Linked DNA regions of Homo sapiens: region 2 is linked to region 1. The links are chromatin contacts, found by Hi-C or POLR2A ChIA-PET in ENCODE. All regions are on one chromosome and are shown on one strand. Each heading gives the region's core, a stretch centred on a gene start or an enhancer-like site at or near the end of the contact. The rest is flanking DNA. Distances are from core to core; before and after follow the strand shown.

Evidence for each region. Hi-C counts contacts between places; a loop is a spot of excess contacts on that map. ChIA-PET counts read pairs that join two places held with the same protein, here RNA polymerase II (POLR2A). Pooled maps may share reads with other maps.
Region 2: a loop to region 1 is called in a pooled map, with 11 times the contacts of the local background. The contact joins the enhancer-like site here to the promoter of GTF3C5 in region 1. A Hi-C loop is called at or near these places in 2 of 37 single-sample maps with no recorded cell type and 8 of 50 pooled maps. POLR2A ChIA-PET finds 5 or more read pairs at or near these places in 5 of 52 experiments (A549, PC-9, WTC11 and 2 more).

What each region holds. Positions count from the first base shown.
Region 1 is chr9:133,028,354-133,033,441 of GRCh38, forward strand. GTF3C5 (general transcription factor IIIC subunit 5) reads left to right here and starts at 2,644. Exons shown (of 11, transcript NM_012087.4): 1 at 2,644-2,811. The coding sequence starts at 2,659. It overlaps LOC105376306 (a long non-coding RNA gene), which reads right to left and starts at 2,069. Exons shown (of 2, transcript NR_135119.1): 1 at 1,797-2,069; 2 at 1-78. RefSeq lists enhancers at 1,825-2,074, 2,309-2,960, 2,405-2,664.
Region 2 is chr9:132,767,978-132,773,065 of GRCh38, forward strand. The region is part of intron 11 of AK8 (adenylate kinase 8); the gene reads right to left. Among named protein-coding and RNA genes, the nearest start is that of GTF3C4, 100 kb to the left of the region's middle. RefSeq lists enhancers at 1,995-2,054, 2,165-2,459 and a silencer at 2,325-2,624. Within about 2 kb of position 2,279, at least 34 of the 41 ENCODE cell types and tissues checked have a DNase peak (open chromatin) inside an H3K27ac peak, as active enhancers do.

The DNA.
Region 1 (5,088 bases), core at 1,394-3,893:
TCCTCTTTGGTGGCAGAAAGTGCAGGTCCCCCCTGGAGAGGGCAGGTCAGGGACCACCGGGTCCTCGTGTGCAGCTCCCTGTGGAAACACGTGGTTCTTCTAGCTCAACCATCATCTGCTGGTGGTTGATTTCCCACTGTACTCTCAGGAGGTGTTCTTTCAAAGCTTTGGGGCTCCTGACCCAGCCTTCCAATTACAATACAATATATTTCACATTGAGGTTACACTTTAGAATGTATTCAGTGGGCTGAATTCATGTAGCTATTTATTCTGCCTTCTTAAACCCAAGGAGAGCAATCAGGTACTCTTCTGATTAAGAAATCACAGGCTGGGCACGGTGGCTCACGCCTGTAATCTCAGCATTTTGGGAGGCCGAGGTGGGCAGATCATGATGTCAGGAGATCGAGACCATCCTGGCCAACATGGTGAAACCCCATCTCTACTAAAAATACAAAAATTAGCTGGGCGTGGTGGCGCATGCCTATAATCCCAGCTACCCGGGAGTTTGAGGCAGGAGAATCGCTTATACCAGGGAGTCGGAGGTTGCAGTGAGCCGAGATTGTGCTACTGCATTCCAGCCTGGTGACAGAGTGAGGCTCTGTCTCAAAACAAACAAACAACAAAAAGAAATGACTTTAGGCAACATAGTGAGACCCCGTCGCCACACACACACAAATACAAAATTAGTCGGGTATGGTGGTGCACGCCTGTAGTCCCAACTACTCAGGAGGCTGAGGCAGGAGGATCACTTGAGCCCAGGAGTTCGGGGCTGCAGTGAGCCATGATCACACCACTACACTCCAGCCTGGGTGACAGAGGGAGATCGTGTCTTTCAAAAAAAAAAATCACTTCAGAAACGGGGTACCCATACCCAAGGGGTCACTTGCTCTTACTAATTTCTAGCTGTAATGCAAGTGGCATGATCATAGCTCACTGCAGCCTCCAACTCCAGGGCTCAAAGGATCCTCCTGCCTCAGCCTTTTGAGTAGTTGGGACTACTGTGGCATGCACCACCATGGCCGGCTAATTTTGTATTTTTTGGTAGAAATGGGGTCTTCCCCTGTTGCCCAGGCTGGCCTCCAACTGCTGGGCTCAACTGATCCTCCCGCCTCAGCCTCCCAAAGTGCTGGGATTACAGGCGTGAGCCACTGTGCTGGGCCATGATTCTCATCTCCCAATATTCTCAAACCCAGTCCCTTCATCTCTTGACTGGATTATGCAGTCTCGGAGCTGGTTTATCTGAACTCACTTTCTCCCCCTTTGATCTGTTCTCCACACAACAGCCAGAGAGGTCTTTCAAATGCATGAATGGGATCACTGCTCCGCATAAAACCCTTCAAGGGGCCAGGCGCGGTGGCTCACGCCTGTAATCCCAGGACTTGGGGAGGCCGAAGCAGGCGGATCATTTGAGGTCAAGAGTTCAAGACCAGCCTGGCCAACATGGTGAAACCTCGTCTCTACTAAAAATACAAAAATTAACCGGGCATGGTGGCAGGCGCCTGTAATCCCAGCTATTCGGGAGGCTGAGGCACGAGAATAGCTTGAACCCGAGGCGGAGGTTGCAGTGAGCCGAGAAAGCGCCACTGCATTCTAGCCTGGGCGACACAGCGAGATTCCTTCTCAAAAAAAGAAACCTTCAGGGGCTCTCCACGGCACTGGGAAGCAGCCAGCCCGACGGGTGGACCCTTTTCGTGGGTGCGGGTCTCTGACCTCGGTCGGCCTCGGACCTCATCTCCTCCCTGTTTGAGGGGCCACACTCCTCGCTCCGGGGCTTTGCAGCAGCCCTGGGCGCCTACCGGACAGACGCCGTTCTCCCCGCCTGGGTCTTGAGTAGGGCCCAGCACACAGTAGGCGCTTAATGTCTGCCTGCCTAACAGACGAACGCCGGATGCCCGCGTTCGGCCCCGAGCCGGCGCTTCGGGGCTTTCTGTGGAGGCGGGGCGATGGTTACAGCACAGTTCCCCCGCGCTCGCCTTTTCCACATCCACCTCCGCGAGGCCCCCCGCAAGCGCCGTTGGAAACCTAGTCCCGAGGGGGCTGCAAGAGCTTGGGAGAAGAAGCGCCAACACCGACAGAATACCAGGCCGACCCAATGCGGAAATCAATTCTCAGCCGGGACCTTTTCCCCACCAAGCAGGCGGGCCGGAAGTCTGCCTCTGGCCCGCCCCCGAGGTGTCATTGGGTGGAATACCCAGAAGAGGGCTGGGACGTGGTTAACTCTAGTTCTTTATTGGTTAAAACGTACGAAGCTGGAGGAGAAGGTGGGACCTAGCTTCCTCCGGACTTCTCATTGGCTCAAAAAAAAACTCGCTCGGCCCTCGGATTCTCATTGGCTGAAGTCGAGGGAGGTTTGTGTCTTATTATCCTCCGGGTCCCTCGCTGGCTAGTAGGAGAGACTGGTGCTTGCCCCGCCCGGTGGACTAACTCGCTTAATTTTAAATAAAAAGTCGAGGACACGGCGGTCGTTTTCCCGAAGACATGGGCCCTCCCATGGGCCATTTGCTCCCTGGAGGCCCTCGCGTCTTGCTGAGCCCGGGGAGTTAGGATGACGCGAGCGGTGAGGGAGCCCGGAACGATTCCTTCGCGGAACAATTGAGGCGAGGCCTTTGGGAGTACTTTGTGGGACGGACCCTGGCGGGCCCTGCCAGACGCACAGGGATGGCGGCGGAGGCGGCCGATTTGGGGCTGGGGGCCGCCGTCCCCGTGGAGCTGAGGCGGGAGCGACGCATGGTGTGCGTGGAGTACCCGGGAGTGGTGCGTGATGTGGCTAAGATGCTGCCGACTCTGGGCGGCGAGGAAGGCGTCTCCCGGGTAAGGGGCTGGGAATCTCGGTGTTGGAATAAGAGCTCGGAGTCGCAAAGAAAACGAGCACTCAAAGGATTTCTCAGCAAGGGAAATTTAGCAAATTTACTTACGCAGAAGGGTGCTGCTCGCTCTTCTGGCCGCTGCAAGAGAGCCAACAGAACAAAGAAGGGAAGGATTTTTGTTTTTGTTTTTGTTTTTTTGTTGGTTTTTCAGGCGGAGTTTCGCTCTTGTTTCCCAGGCTGGTGTGCGGTGGTGCGATTTTGGCTCACTGCAACCTCCGCCTCCAGGGTTCAAGCGATTCTCCTGCCTCAGCCTCCAGAGTAGCTGGGATTACAGGCGCATGCCACCACGCCCGGCTAAATTTGTATTTTTTAGTAGAGAGGGGGTTTCACCATGTTGGTCAGGCTTGTTGGAAATAAATTTTGGGTGCCGCAAAGAAGAATCAGCACTCTGGCAAACAGTTTTCTCAGCAAGGCAAATTTCCTTCTATAGAAGGGTGCATCTTGCGGATGGAGCAATGGCGAGAGCACACCGACAAGGAAGGGGAAGGGGTTCCTATCTCTTACACAGCTAGTCTCTACTGCTGTGTCTTTCCCATATTGGCTAGGGTTGGACCGCACAGTCTAAGCTAATTCCGATTGGTTATTTCAAAGAGGGCAGGGGCACAGGCCTGAGTGGCGGGGTGAGTAGTTTTGGTGGGAAGGATGGTTACAGAGCAGGTGACTCAGGATGACTAAGGACAGAGCAGGTGATAGAAGCTAGGAAGGGGTTGTTTACTGAAACTAGGGGCAAGGAGGCGTAAAGAACGAGGGGTTAAACTTTAAAATGGAGAACAAAGAACAGGGAAGCTGAACATACTGACATATTGGTTCTTTGAAATGGAACTCATAACTCATTGTATTTATTAATTTTCCCCCTCTTGAATTTAAAGGAAGGTAAAAGGCTAAAATCTTTGAAGTGGAATTTACTGTGTCCTATAGGCTGGTCTTGAACTCCTGAGCTCAGGTGATCCACCCGTCTTGGCCTCCCAAAGTGCTGGGATTATAGGCGTGAGCCACCGTGCCCAGCCTGGAATGGGTTTTTATCCCTAAGGCAGTCAGTCCCTGTTTTTGTGTCCTGTCCCTGCTGGTTGGAGTTGGACCACACAATCTAAGCTAATCTCAATTGGCTATTTTAAATAGAACAGGGGTGTGGGTTACAGTGACGGGACGAGCGATTTCGGTGGGAAGACTAGTTTCGGCGGGAAGGGCAGTTAAACAGAGCGGGTAACTAAGGGCAAGGAGGCACAAAGAACAAGGAAGTTAGACTTTGAAGATGGAGAACAAAGAACAAGGGAGTTGAACAAGCTGAACCTTTGAAGAAGAATTCACTGTATAGAACAGTTTCCCCCTCTTGATTTTCATACTTCTTTCTCTTCAAACCTTTTTAGCATGTCTCGACTTTGCTGTTCTTGGTTTTCTAAAAGTAGAAGTTTGTCTGAATAAGGCGGGGGGAAATTGGAGGTTAGTGAGAGCTGTCTCCGTAAGTCTTTGTATTAACCCTCAGGCACAGGGTATGATACAACATCCTACGAGAATAAACACGTTTATTACAATGGCAAGGGACATAAGGATCGAGGACATAAGTCCTTTCCACCTGCCGAACAATCTTCCCGTTAGATCAGTGAAGAGATCGTTTATCCCAGAATTTTAAGCTAGCTCATTGGATAAAGCAGTAAGACCTTGCAGTGCCTTTGTTATGGTTCCGTCAGGAACAGTATTATTTGGGATAAAAGTACAACATTGGGTTCCAAGCATGACACAAACGCCACCCCTCTCTGCTAGTATCATTTCTAATGCTATTCTATTTTCCCAAGCCATTTGACTGGTGGGTCCTAGTTGTTCAGCTGTTCCTTTGATAGCATTCCTAGTATAATTAACAAATTGTTGCTGGTTGTAATAGATGTAACTTATCCAATCTACATTTTTATTTATAGTTAACCACCAGAAAAACATAGACTCAAATCCCGCAGCTATTTGATTACAAGCCTTAAATTCATCAGGTACCCCTCGGGGAACTCCAGTGGCATCTGTATAAACACGAGGGTCAAAGGAACCACGGGGGGCATCTCTTACTCTACGGTGTCTTGTTTTTACTTCTTCTGGTTGATGAAATGCCAGAGTGAAAGGGATGGCCAATTGGATCAGAGCACAGGTACCGCTCCAGTTACTTGGCAGAGTATCCAGTTACGGTCCACCACAATGCCACCATACATCTGCTCAGGATAAATGACTAGGGGCAGAT
Region 2 (5,088 bases), core at 1,029-3,528, 260 kb before region 1:
TTGGTTACTGGGCAAGAAAATACAGTTAGATAGAAGGAATAAGTTCCAGTGTTTGATAGCACAGTAGGGGGACTATGGTTAACAATAATTTATTGCATATTTCAAAATAGCCAGAAGAGATTTGAAATGTTCCCAAAATAAAGAAATGATAGATGTTTAAGGTGACGGACATCTTAAATATCCTAACATGATCATCGCACGTTATATGCATGTACCGAAATATCACATGTACCCTCATGAATATGTACCATTATTATCTACCAATAAAAAATCAAAATCATTAACTTTTTAATTTTTTTTTTTTTTTGAGACGGAGTTTCGCTCTTGTTGCCCAGGCTGAAGTGCAATGGCGCCATCTCAGCTCATTGCAACCTCCGCCTCCTGGGTTCAAGTGATGCTCCTGCCTCAGTCTCCCAAGTAGCTGGGATTACAGGCATGCGCCACCATGCCCAGCTAATTTTGTATTTTTAGTAGAGACGGGGTTTCTCCATGTTTGTCAGGCTGATCTCAAACTACTGACCTCAGGTGATCTGCCCACCTCAGCCTCCCCAAGTGCTGGGATTACAGGCGTGAGCCACCGTGCCGGCCAACTTTTTAATTGTTTATGCCTTTTGGATCAGCAATTCCATTTCTATGAATTTTCCCCAAGGAAATGATCAAAACATATGCAAAAACAAATACAAATGCATATGTGTGTGTATATATATGAATGCTAGTTGTTGCATTGTAATAGAAAAAACAGGAAACACATGTCTGCTAACAGAGGGTATTTAAATACATTATAATACATCTGGACAGTCTCATGCTATGCAAACACCTAGTGAGCTGTATCTTTATGCAGTGATAGGGAAAGATGTCCATAATATTTTATTAAGTGAAAAAGCAAGTTACAGAAGGATATATGCAAGATTTTATTTGTCGTTAAAAATCTCCATGTTTTAAAACCCACTGGAAGATGAGTCCCAGCCACACCACTGCAAGGCTTCCTTAATTGGTCCAATCATCTATTTATTAGAGTGAGTGCAATACAGTTCCTGCCCGCATGGGGGGAAACAGGCTGGGAGGAGGGCCAGGGGCAAGTAAGTGCTAGGAGGGGAAATGGGAGGGGGCTGGGCGGGCACTGTGGGGAGGGGCAGGGGTTCCCAAGGCAACGTCGAAATCTCCAAATACAGTGGGCCTGACGGGGATGACAGAGAGGCTGAAGAGACAGAGCCGTCCTGCACAGTCCAGGCACCACCCTGCCCTGCCACTGCCTGGCGGGCATCTTGAGCTCCAGACCCTTAGCCTCTCCGGGCCCCCCAGTTTTTTCCGGGTAAGAGACTCGAACTGATGCTCTCTAAGGATTCTTCAAGCTCTGAAATTCTCTGCTGACATTTGCCAGCAGCAAGGTTGACTCGAATCTGAAACCTCTGGGGAAAGTGGGGGCCTCTCCCAGAATGGAACCCTCTCTGAACACTTTCCCGGGAGGGACCTTAGACTGTGCTGCCTGTTGCCAGCGTCGCAGGCAGGAGGAGCGCAGTCACTATGGGTGGGGTGAGTGCATGGGGGAGGGAGTGAAAGAGCAAATGTCCAAGGAAGGGCATAAGAGAAGGGCTCCAGCAAGAATGCAAAGGAAGATTTGTCTAAAATGGCTTTTCAAGGCGGTCATGAGCTTGCCTCTAACCCAGCAAAGCGTGTGGAAGAAACATCGGCAGTGAGGGCTCCCATCTCTCATTTCTCAAAGAGCCGAGACTTTCAGCGAGGCCACTTGCCATTCCTGGTAGGTAATCAGATCGCTGTTAATTAATAAAGCTGTCAGGTGGCTCGTCCTCTCTGGTCATTAGTATCCTTTCAGAAAGAGAATCCTGCCATCACCGCCTTGTCCGCCCCTCCGCTTGCCAGCAATTAACTTAATGCTATGCAAATGAGAGGCTCTTCTCATCATTAGCTTATAGCCACGAATGTTAATCGCATAATTGGGTCTTCAACAGGGTAATTAGACACGATTTCCTCCATTAGTCTTACAAGGCTAATTATTGTTGAGCGGAGAGGGGGACTGCTCCCAGGGCTCCAGGCGAAGAGGGGCATCTGGTTAAAGCGAATTCGGGCGCATCGTCCGCCAGGTAAAAACAGCAGTCGCGATCCATTGTCACAGCCCACTGTCCCCACCCATCGTGGGGACCGGGCTAGGGAGGGAAACGGAACCAGGGGAAGGCCTGGGGGGGTCACACTCGTGCCCCTTGCCTGGGTCCTGGGATGCAGACAACGTGGCATTTAAAAGTGAAAGCGGAAACAAACAGCAGCCCCGCCAGCCCGGGCCCGGAGGCCCAGCCCCGCGCCAAGGGCCACCCCTCGGCGCGCTCAGCTTCCCTGGGCCTCTGCTGCTTCCTCAGTGCCATGAGGACCGCGCTCGATGGCGTCCAGGGGCCTCTGGGTTTGACTTTCATGGCTATGAATCTCGGAATGAATAAAGAGCCCAGAACGCTGGCTGGGGTAGGGGGTGGGGCAGGGGCGAGGGGACACCCTGTGGAGGAGCGGGCTGGGAGCGCGGGGGATGCCCCTCGCCCTGCACGCGCGCCCTGCCCCTGGCTGTAACCTGAGCAGCCCGCGTGAGGGTCAGTGGTGACTTCCGGGATTGAATTGGCTGGGAAGCCGGTCCCATTTCAACAGAGACCTGGGGCAGCGCGGTGGGCAGCGGGCTGGGCCGAGATCGAGACCGGGACAAGGCAGGGAAGAGCGGGATGGGTCGGCCCCTTCAAGGGGAGCCCTGGGGCGCAGTGTGGGGCGGTCTTGCTCCCTGTTGACCCCCATTCCCCCTCCCCTGGATCCAGGAACCCAGTGGGCTCTGGAAGCAGCTGCTGAGTGCACGGCAGACCCCCTGGCATGGGGTTACACCTTCTCTCAGGCCCAGCGGTGTGGGCCTCCCCAGTCAGGGAGATGCTTCCCCCATCTCATCTCAGTGGGGAGGGAGCAGCTGGTGGCCTCGGCAAACGCAGCACAGGAGATGGGAGGGTCTGGCTGAGCAGGGGGCCTCAGGAGGCCTCTGGGAAGCCAGCAGGGCAGGTGTGGACTTAGTGCCAGGGTGACCTGAAGACTCTGCGCTCAGCGGCTCAGAGCACAGGAGTCCAGGGACTCCGTCTCAGTCCGAGTCCGTCTCCACTGCCATGATGTGCTGTGTGATGAGGGCAAGACACTCAGCCTCTTGGAGCCTCAGTTTCCTCAGCTGAAAGGTTCGGGTGATGCACCCTTTCCTGGTCTTGCTGGAAGGACTAGGAGGGAAGAGGTAGGCCAGGTGCACAGCCCAGGGCCTGGCCCTCCTGCCCACAGGAGACAAGAGACTATGGAGGAAAGTGCTATGGCAGATGGTGGTCAGGCTTACACTGTGAGAATTATGTCCCTGTCAACAGAACGGGCCAGGAATCATGCACATGGCAGCCCTCTCTGGATGTTTTTACGAGATTCTGTTTATGAAAATGTGTCGCCTTCCCTGGATCGTACAATCCTCCATCTTTATATGCTTAAGCCCCTACCACAGGCTCTCAATAAGGCCATTAAGGGGTCCTTCATGGACTGAAAGGGCGCCTCTTGTAAAGAAACAAACCCCAAGGTGTCACTTGATTGAAATGTGAAGGCAGAATGAAGGTAAGCTGGAGAGTACTGGGTCTCCATCCATCTAGCATGTTCTGACTGCAATTCCCTTCAAAAGGCTCAAGGCTCCCACCTTGTTATGGCGGTGTGGCTCCATTATGAATGGCCAGGGCCATTGACAAGCAGCGTCGTGTGGTGTGAGGTCACCAGAGGGGAAAGGCTAGGACGGAGCTTCCTTTCAGAGCCTGTGTATCAGTCTGTTTTCACGCTGCTAATAAAAACACACCTGAGACTGGGTAATTTATACAGGAAAGAGGATTAATGGACTGACAGTTCCACATGGCTGGGGAGGCCTCACAATCATGGCGTAAGGCAAGGAGGAGCAAGTCACATCTTATATGGATGGCAGCAGGCAAAGCGAGAGAACTTGTGCAGGGGAACTCCCCCTTAAAAAAACCATCAGATCTCATGAGACTTATTCACTATCACAACAACAGCATGGGAAGGACCTGCCCCCATGATTCAATTACCTCCCACCAGGTCCCTCCCACAACACGTGGGAATTCAAGATGAGATTTGGGTGGGGACACAGCCAAACCATATCACCCCAGAATGCTCCTGCCACCACCATCAATGAGAGGAGTTGCTCTTTGAGAGCTCACTGGGTGTTAGACTCTGGTGATTCCCAAATTTTTCTTCCTGAACTACCAGACTCATAGCCCGCTGCAGATGTTGTTAGGGTTGAATTGTGTTCCACAAAATTCACCTGTGAAGCCCTCACCCCCAGAACCTCAGAAGGTGACTGTATTTGAACACAGGGCCTTTAAAGAGGTGGTTAAGTTAAAAGGGCCCTAAAAGGTGGGCCCCAATCCAATCTGACTGGAGTCCTTCTAAGAGGAGGAAATGTGGACACGCAGAGAGGCACCCAGGGCACACGTGCCATGTGAGGATGCAGTGAGAGGCCTCAGAAGAAACCAAACCTGCTGGCACCTTGATCTTGGGCTTCCAGCCTCCAGGACTCTGAAGAAATAAACTTCTGTTAAGATACCTCATCTATGGTACATTGCTGTGGCAGCCCCAGCAAACCAGTAGATTTCTAAGAGGCATCTCAAGCTTATCATGCCCAAAACTGAGCTAGTGGTCCCTCCTCAACCCCATTCCTCCAGCCTCCTCCTCTGGTCATCACAAGGCCAGTCCATTCTTCCTGCTGCCCCAGCAAGCACCTGAGCTCTCTGCAACGCCTCTCTCTCTCACATGTCCTACATCCAGTGTGATAGCAAATCAATGGTACCAATTCTACCTTCAAAAGACTTCTCACCACCTCCACAGCTACCACCCTGGTCCAGGCCTCTGGCACCTCTCACCTGGATTACTGCCAACAGCCCTATACCTGGCCTCCCAGCTGCTACCTTGTCCCCCTGCCTACAGCCCTTTCTCCACCCACTAGGTATCTTTTTACAACATCAGCGGGATCCCATCTGTCATTTGCTCAAGCCCCACACAGTGGCTCCCACATCACTC